Regions from separate parts of the Mus musculus genome. Here region 1 is linked to region 2. The links are chromatin contacts, found by Hi-C or POLR2A ChIA-PET in ENCODE. All regions are on one chromosome and are shown on one strand. The core of a region is the stretch at or near the end of the contact, and the rest is flanking DNA. Distances in the headings are between cores, read along the strand shown.

Region 1 (4,065 bases), core at 440-2,939, 72 kb before region 2:
GCTGGGAAATTCGGCCCATTGAAGGAAACTCCAAGAAGCATGTTGTTGGCTGCAGGTTCATCCTGAGGTGAAGAGGAGCCCCTGGGAGTCTCAGGGTCAGCCCCATCGAGTGATGCAGTCTGATTCAAGTTTTAGGAAGAGGACTCTAGCTGCCACAGGGAGATCAACAAGAGACGGATAGAAACATTCATCTCTGAGTTTGTTTTCTAAAGAGACTCTTGCATTCAATGTCTATGTGTGTGTTTCTATCCATAGCAACAGTATTTGTTAGTAGTAATGACTTACAGCTCTTATTTCCCCCTAGTATGTGAGCAAACCCTCCAGAGGGAAGCCCCCTGTCCCTGTCCTTCCTCCTCTGCTTCCAGTTCCTCTGCTCTGCATGTCCTTCCCACTGAGGCTCCTTTTAGCTGTGGTCCTGCCAATATCTCTAGTCCCTCCTAAGGTGTCAGCAAAGTGCTTTTCTGGGCAGGAGGCAATCGCGTAAGAGTACTCTAAGCCACTGCCTGACCCATAGACCTCAGAACGTGTTTCTTAACCAGGTCCTTCTCAAGTCTCTCTCCAGCCTAAGTCCTGCCTATGGGACAAGACAGAAGAATCAATTGAAGTCCCCAGGGCCTGAGGTTGGTAAGAATTTTTGTTTTCCTCTTTCTGGGAGCCAGTATACACATGTGCATGTTTGTGGCAACCCCCACATCCTCCTGGACACACACAGATTGACACTGGGCATGGAACTCTCCTCAACTCCTAGACTTTCCATTCACATATCTGTGCATGGCTGGTTCCTCCTCGGGATCAGCCTGCACCATCTCTATTCCGTGGGCACAAAAGCAAACAACCTAACAGCCAAGTGTGAGGCTTCGGAGCCGGGGCTATGCGTGGCCTGGTGTGAAGCATATTTTCTTTGGAGCCAGCCTGACCTGGTTTCAAGTCTCAGCCATGTCATTTTGGCTAAGTAGGTGGTCATGAGCAGATCATTTGACTCCCCAAACTTCAATTTTCAATTCTACAAAATATGTCCTTTAGGAGGTTTGTGGGTTATGTTTTGTGTGTTTTTCTTTTCTTTTCTTTTCTTTTCTTTTCTTTTCCTTTCCTTTCCTTTCTTTTCTTTTCTCTTCTTTCTTCCTTCCTTTTTTCCTTTCTTTCTTTCTTTCTTTCTTTTTAATCTCATGTATTTATTGGCTATGGCTGTAAAGCACACACAATAGGTGAAAATTGTAAATTGTTAGTGTTTGGGAGCTTCAGGTGCCTCGGGACTAGAGGGGGCACAGAACGAAGGTCAAACTGTCCCCTACGCCTAGATGTATATGAAGTATAGAGATCGTACAGGACATTTTATAGATGAGGCCTGTGAAGTCAAAGACAGGTAGTGATCACAAGTAGGGTTACACTGAGTCAGGCCAAGATTGCAGGTGTGTTTGGACACGTTCGTCCAGGGCTCCTTTCTCCAAGGATGCTTCTCTTGTAGGTGATCGGTCTTTGGACCTGTGGTTGGTTGCTCCCCTGCTGCACTGGTAAGAAAAGCAAGCAGATGGGGTGTAATTCTGATCCACTCTAGGTGAATGCCACCATTCCCGGTTGCCATGGCAACCGCAGCTCGCTCTGAGAGGCTCGTCTCCTCTGGCCCCTCCCAATCACGCAGCGGACGTGACACGTGCGGCGGGGTCACGTGTTGTTGTTGGGGTCCCCGGAAAGCTGCTTCCGGGTCAATGCAGGACACTGGGCTCTGGCGGCCGGAGAAGGGGTCGAGGTGAAGTGGAGCCGGTCCGGGGCCGGCCTGGAGCAGGCCGGAAGCCGAGCGGCGACGCGGTGGCCGGGCGGGCGGAGGCGCAGCCCGAGGAGCCGCCGCCTCCCGGGCCGAGGGGTGAGTGTAGCCCGGCCGCTGCTCCTCCTCCGGGGCCGGAGGCCCGAGGCATGCTCCACCTGTGGGGGTAGGAGGCCAAGCCTGGGATCCTGGGAGGACGGCGCACTGATGGAGGGCAGAAGGCTGGACAGCGGCAGCAAGCCAGATGCTCCCAGCCTCCTTGAGGCCTGGGGTATGGAAGCGGCTCCCTGGGTGGGAAACTTAGCTTTGAATCACTGAATCAGGAAAATGATGAAAACAACTGGACGTGTCAAGTCCTCGGGGTGTATCCCCATCTGTAAGATTTGGTATCTTAGTGGGAAAGAGCAGCTGTCCCTGTAACTCCTGGATCACTAAGCCTGTCCCTTCCTGGACTGCTTAAAGCTTGTAGTTTGCTAGGAATTTGGGGAGCATGTTTTTGCACCAAGCCGTATTAAGATTGGGGGCTGCCAGGAGACTCCATCCTAGCTTCTTGGTAATGGTGCGAAATGATCTGTGATAAACTGAATAGAGTACAGGCTTCTGGAACTACTAGGAAGACAGTCTGGGATTTGGAGAAGGGAAGAGGATTCGTCCTCCTTAGGGACACAGGCAGCAATTGCAGAAGTTGTAGTTGAGGAAAAGTTGATTGGAGGAGTTGAACTGTTGACAGTCAGTGGAGGAAGGAGGAGCCCCACTCCAAGGTTGCTTAGCTACAGGAGTTTGTAGGCTCCGCCTTAGGGCTGTTAAGGAAACTGGCAGGACCTCAAGGCCAGCTAAAAGCTTGGCTGGGACTTGTCCTTCTCTCTGCTTTTGTATAGCCTTTGCCTGTGTATCAAGAAACTCTTGAATAGATTTCAGTGGTTCCATCTTGAGCGAAGAGTGCTTGAGCAAACTGTTTGGGGGGAAGATGGGGGAGGCCCTGGGGCCCAAAGCAGGCTTGGTTAGGCTTGCCCCTTTTGTATTCTGTCTCTGTAGCTCTTGATAGGATCTCATAGGCTCGTCTTGAGCAGAGAACTGGATTAAGGATGTTTAGTCAGCCTGGGTCCTTTGGCTTTAACCATAGCTCTAACTTAAGGAAAAAAGCAAAAACCTCACACTGATAAGGGCATTATGATTTAGTTTGTGCACCTATACACACACACACACACACACACACACGAATGAAAGGTTTTTACAAAGTAGTGGCTTTATGATACAGATTCTCTTGGCCTTGACCTCACTGGGTAGCCCAGGCTGGCCTGCTACTCTCTGTATTCTTTCTGTCCCAGCCTCTCCAGTGCTGAGCTTAAAGATGTGAGGCACCATGTCTGGCTTCACAGAGCCGCGCCTACCCTTGTTAGGTACCGTCTGCTTATTTCTGTTATGTTCTATTTTCTGTCATTAGAAAGAAAACATGCTGACTGAATTCCAGCAAATCGATTCGTAGGTCACAATTTGTGGTTGGGAAAATGGCATCTTTAGGCAATTTTTTTTTTTTTTTGGTTAGTCAGCGTATAATATGTTGTTAGCTTCTGGAGGGCAAGTGCATCCTATGCACTTTGTAGGGGCAGCTTCATGCTTCAGTGGACTATAATGTTCAGTGGACTTCAGTGATAGTATAATGTGCTTGACCCATTTCCTGAAGTACCTACCATTGGGCTAAGTTTTGATGCACTTGGGCACAAGTTCATCTTGATTTTTCTCTGTCTTTTGCCATGCCTGGGAAATACAGCAGTCTTAGTTATACGTAACAGACATTCGATTTCACAGGTCCCATATTTTTTACACTGGCCGACCTGTGGGGCTGAAGCGATGGCTCAGCAGTTAATGAGCACCTGCTCTTCCAGAGGACCAGAGCTTAGCTCCCAGCACTCAATGTCAGGGGACTCTGCATGTACTCTGCCTGTGGCTCCAGCTCCGAGGGGACCCATAACCTTCTTCTGGCCTCTGGGTACCTGTACACCTGTGACGTATACTCCCACAGATGACACCTACATACACACCTACACATAAAAATAAAGTTTTTTTTTTTAAAGAGAGGAAACACGGATTTACCTTTCTGCTGTTTGATCCCACTTCAAGGTCTTGAGTAGTTTTTAGATGGGGGATTTGCTGTCTGCATAAGGATATAAGTAAAATTCATGTGTTGGGATATGGAAGAAACTTAATCATAAATGTAAGCTCGACCTTCAGCGAGATAACACCTAAATTTCTCACATGAAGATACTTTTCCCGTGTTTACGACATAGATGAAGGGCTGGGGG
Region 2 (4,302 bases), core at 149-2,648:
CTCTAGGTGAGTCTTGGACTTGGATTTAATTTTATTTTACACGGACACCAAAACCCTATGTCTTCTGTTACAGAAATATGTGCCTTTTGGAAGAAAGGATTCATTCGGCGTCTGTAAGTGGGCCTATGGGGAGAATTCACGTTACCAGCGAAAGAATGAACACATTGTGTAATGCCTACACAGTTATCACAGGGCTTTGGCTGAAGACGGGGAAACGTATGGCAAAGACCAGGTTCTCCCAACACTCTTGGCCTTTAGCACAGCATATGCAAAGCTGGGTTGTTTTGATTCAGTTCTTATTTCTGGTCTAGGCAACACATCAGGGTCTGGCCAGAGAAAGACCTGGACAGATTTAAAATTCCAATTGATTTGATTTACAAAAGGACCTTTCCTGCTGCATCCAAATTATTTCTTCTTGTTCTTTTTATGAATGCCCCTTTGAGTATTTTAATTTCTGCGGTACTTTCACAGTCTTCTGCATGTTTAAATTTTTCTTAGAGATGTTTGTACATGAGGAGTGTGTCTCCACCACTCCTTCCTTCAAACTTCCCCGTCCAGATTCATGAGCTCTTCTTTAATTTTTATTCTTACATAGACACACATACATGTGTGTGTGTGCGTGTGTGTACACAACCCACTGAGCCCATTTAATGTTGCTTGTATGTGCATTTGTCCTGGGCTAATTGCTTGGGATTGAATTTAGCTTACTGGAATCCTGCAAGCATCAAGCTGAACACAGTTTTCCTTTGTTTGAACAAAGTTCTTCCTGGACACTTTGAGCAAGAGAGGCCTGTCCCCCCTCCCAATGAAGACCCTCAGGGGCACGAGTGGAGGTGTTACAGGCGTAATTTTCCTTTCCCCACTTTGTTCTGCCTGGGAGATGCCACTGCTCACCTGTCTAAGAGTCAGAGAGAAGAAGGAATGAAACCTTGACACATCTGGGAAAATTTCTTTAAATACTTTATACATGTCTGTAGGGGACAAACAGGGTAAAGCCTGTATGTGAACAATAGGAGAGGAGGGAACGAGAGAAAGATAGATTTAAAAAAAAGAAAAGAGACATAAAGAGAAAGAAAAAACAGAGGGAGAGAGAGAGAGAGAGAGAGAGAGAGAGAGAGAGAGAGAGAGAGAGAGAGAGAGAAACGGACTTCATTTAAATGTGCCGGGAGCCCCCTTTGTCGGGTTTCTCCCATGCTGGAGGATGCTAATTCTGTAATGCTAGACAGTTGCCTTCTTTTGGGTACAAAGACAGAAAGGGAGGGTTTCTTTTGTGTTTTTCAGAGCAAAGTGATTCTGATCAGAGAGAACCAAGGTTTCAGCTCCAAGTACCTGACATTTCCATCTGAATCCACTTTTTTTTCTTCTCTTTTTAAAGGAGGGGGGAGGTCTAGTTTTTCAGGAAAAGAGCCTCTCCGCGCAATCCTGAAACTGATCTTCAGATTTACCTCTCCTTAATCAATAGAGAGCAACTTGATTGCAACTCAACACTCCCCCGACTCTAGTGCAGGACTAACTGAATTTTTGGTTTTAAGAGTATGGGATTCGGACGTGATTTCAGGGATCAGAAATAATTGGCAGCCACGCGAGGAGAACTGACGTGAATTCTTATACCTAATTTTCCGGGCTCACCAAGATTTGACTTAATACTTTTCACTCAATTCCTCCAGTCTCCACAGAACAGGTTAGTGGCGTTTTTCATAAATACAACTGTCTAAATGAATCGTCCTCCCTGCTGCTCTCTGCCCTGCTCCTCCAAAGGCCTGAAGCTCGCACGGCACCTGCCTCCCCTAGAGCTGTGTATGATGCCTGCTGAAGCCCTCTGTCCTTTGCAGCAAAGCTGGCTAGCGTTTACTTTGTGCTTGAGACTTCAATGTGCATGCCTGCCAACTGAAGATTTGCCACAAGACTCTCACAGTATGGAGTCATTGCTTTTGCCTAAAAGTTGGGCCGAGCGATTCTGATAACCTCAAATGATAAGAGAAAGGTGTTTATCTTTAAGAATGCTGTGAGGCACAGGTTTCCTGGTCGGCATGTTGGTCCTCAGGCCAGTGCATGGTGAACTTGGATCTTGCATGTGTGCTTGTATCTCAGCTTTCTGGAGTAGTGCAGACCATCCACGCTCCTAACAGGGGGTAATGCCACCCGCTCAGCTGATTGTAAATTAACATGCAAATGAGTTTGGTTTTGTGCTGTTCCTTCTTTTAATTAACTTCCCGGAACTAATGAGAGTTGCTTGAGTGTGGGGCTCTATTTCTGTTGTATTTCCAAGGAGCTACTCCGGTGTGCTGCTTTTTTTTTTTCTTTTCTTTTCTTTTCTTTTCTTTTCTTTTCTTTTCTTTTCTTTTCTTTTCTTTTCTTTTCTTTTCTTTTCTTTCTTTCTTTTCTTCTTCTTCTTCTTCTTCTTCTTCTTCTTCTTCTTCTTCTTCTTCTTCTTCTTCTTCTTCTTCTTCTTCTTCTTCTTCTTCTTCTTTTATCACCAAAGTAGCCATTGATCATTCATTTCACTGTGGAATGTCAGTAGACGGTCTTAGGCTACCTGTGCGTCTAGTCAGTAAAATGATGGACGGGCTCCAGGTCATTGAGAAGGAATGGCATACTCTGAATCCTCCTACCTGGAGAAACACGTGATAATTTAACCAGTATTTCCTGGATCCTGACAGAGACTAGGGACATTTGGAGAGTTGGGTCTTGCAGAAGTTAGAGTCCCAGAGACATGGTCTGAGACCTGCATTTTTGGAATTGGACGCTGCTATTTTTTTTTTAAATCAGATGCAAAGTAGACACTTTCCCCTTGGTCCTTGCAGCTTGCGTTTTTCCCATCTAACTCCCTGATAACCTACACTTCTAGGCAGCCGCCTTCTGGGGGTCTACTTTGTCTCCCAACTATTGAACTCAACCCGTGAGCCTCCTGGGAATTACAGCCAACTCTGAACGATTGATGTTGGGATGTGAATTTGTTCTGTGATGGTTGTGGTGTGTCTCGGGATTTGCCACCCAACACACCTGGTGTTCTATTTACTCTGGCAAGCAGGGGATCTTTTTTTCCTTTTTCTTTTTAAAATTCCAGGATGAATTATTCATCATTACTTAGAATTTGGGTCTCTTTCATCTTCGCTCTTGTTCGGCACCAAGGTGAGTACGACAGCATCTCCTACAGCTCTTGATCAGCATGCTCTTGAATTTATAAAGAGACACTTTTGTTGGCACCGTAATTGCAAGGGCAGGTGTACATGTGTCTGCAGATACAACAAGGGAAAAAAGTAAATTAAATTCTGTTGTCAAGGGTAAGATGTATTAACTTTGAATGATGCTCACTTTCTCTTATTTAACTTCGAACACAATTTGTATATGCCAGCGAAAGTCTTTAAAACAACACAGACTAATGCTAGCTCCAGTACTTGCAGGAGATGAGGGTGTCCACCTCCTCCCTCATCACTGATACCCATTTAGCCCTTTAGCTTATGTGAGAGACTTTAAAGCGTGATTGTGTTTTGACTCAGGGTTAGGAAGTGGCAGTAGTAGCCTTGGTGTTGATATCTTGTGTCTCAGAGACCTAGGACATAGGCCAACAATGGAAAGCTACAAATAAACAAGCTAGTTGACTCCTTCAGCCCTCATGGGCCCTTCTTTCTCTCTGTATCTCTCTTAAGTTAGTGAAGGACTGTGCATATGCCACCCTGCCATTGTACATGAGTTTTTAGATTAGAAAGATAGGGCAATTGACATAAGTCTTTTAGGACTAATATTCCAAAACACCTTTGTTTAGTCTGTGGAGTTCAGTTGCTGCATAGTGCCAGGTCTTAGATGAACCTTCCCTTTAAGATCATGCCCGTTGTCCTAGAATGTGTTAATAGTGGACCAACACATCCCAAAGTAACAGTAGAGTGGTTTCCCTACAATTAACCCAGTGACTCCATCTTCCACCTCTACACCAAGGATGTGTAGTTTTCTTTGGTGAAAGAGCAAAGTCCTGGAAACCTAACTATATTTATTGTGTGATTCCCTGTTTAAAGTGAGCATGGGTAGGGATAGTGTTTCTGTTGCTAACTGCGACACTATCAATTGGCCCAGGTGCTAATAGTTCTATTTTCAATAGTAATTGCTTCTGAGATGGGAATCGGTTGTTGTTTTTGCCTGGTTCCTTTAGTCGAGTGCCATGTTTTATTCAACAAATCTTTCCTGAGGTTGTACAGTATTAGATGGACTTATCTAATGTTTTTTCAGACGGAAAACTTTAAACTGTTATTTCTGTTCAAAAATCACAAACTAAGTGAGGAATCTTGGAACCAGAGAGAAGTTGGG

Evidence for each region. Hi-C counts contacts between places; a loop is a spot of excess contacts on that map. ChIA-PET counts read pairs that join two places held with the same protein, here RNA polymerase II (POLR2A).
Region 1: a loop to region 2 is called in a map of CH12.LX, with 3 times the contacts of the local background. The contact joins the promoter of Tbcel here to the promoter of Tecta in region 2. A Hi-C loop is called at or near these places in 1 of 37 maps with a recorded cell type or tissue (CH12.LX). POLR2A ChIA-PET finds 5 or more read pairs at or near these places in 2 of 5 experiments (Patski and embryonic stem cell).

What each region holds. Positions count from the first base shown.
Region 1 is chr9:42,469,862-42,473,926 of GRCm38, reverse strand. It overlaps Tbcel (tubulin folding cofactor E-like), which reads left to right and starts at 1,689. Exons shown (of 8, transcript NM_173038.5): 1 at 1,689-1,861. It overlaps Gm16322 (a long non-coding RNA gene), which reads right to left. Exons shown (of 8, transcript XR_001779127.2): 1 at 3,857-4,065.
Region 2 is chr9:42,397,043-42,401,344 of GRCm38, reverse strand. It overlaps Tecta (tectorin alpha), which reads left to right and starts at 1,398. Exons shown (of 24, transcript NM_001324548.2): 1 at 1,398-1,681; 2 at 3,068-3,132. The coding sequence starts at 3,069.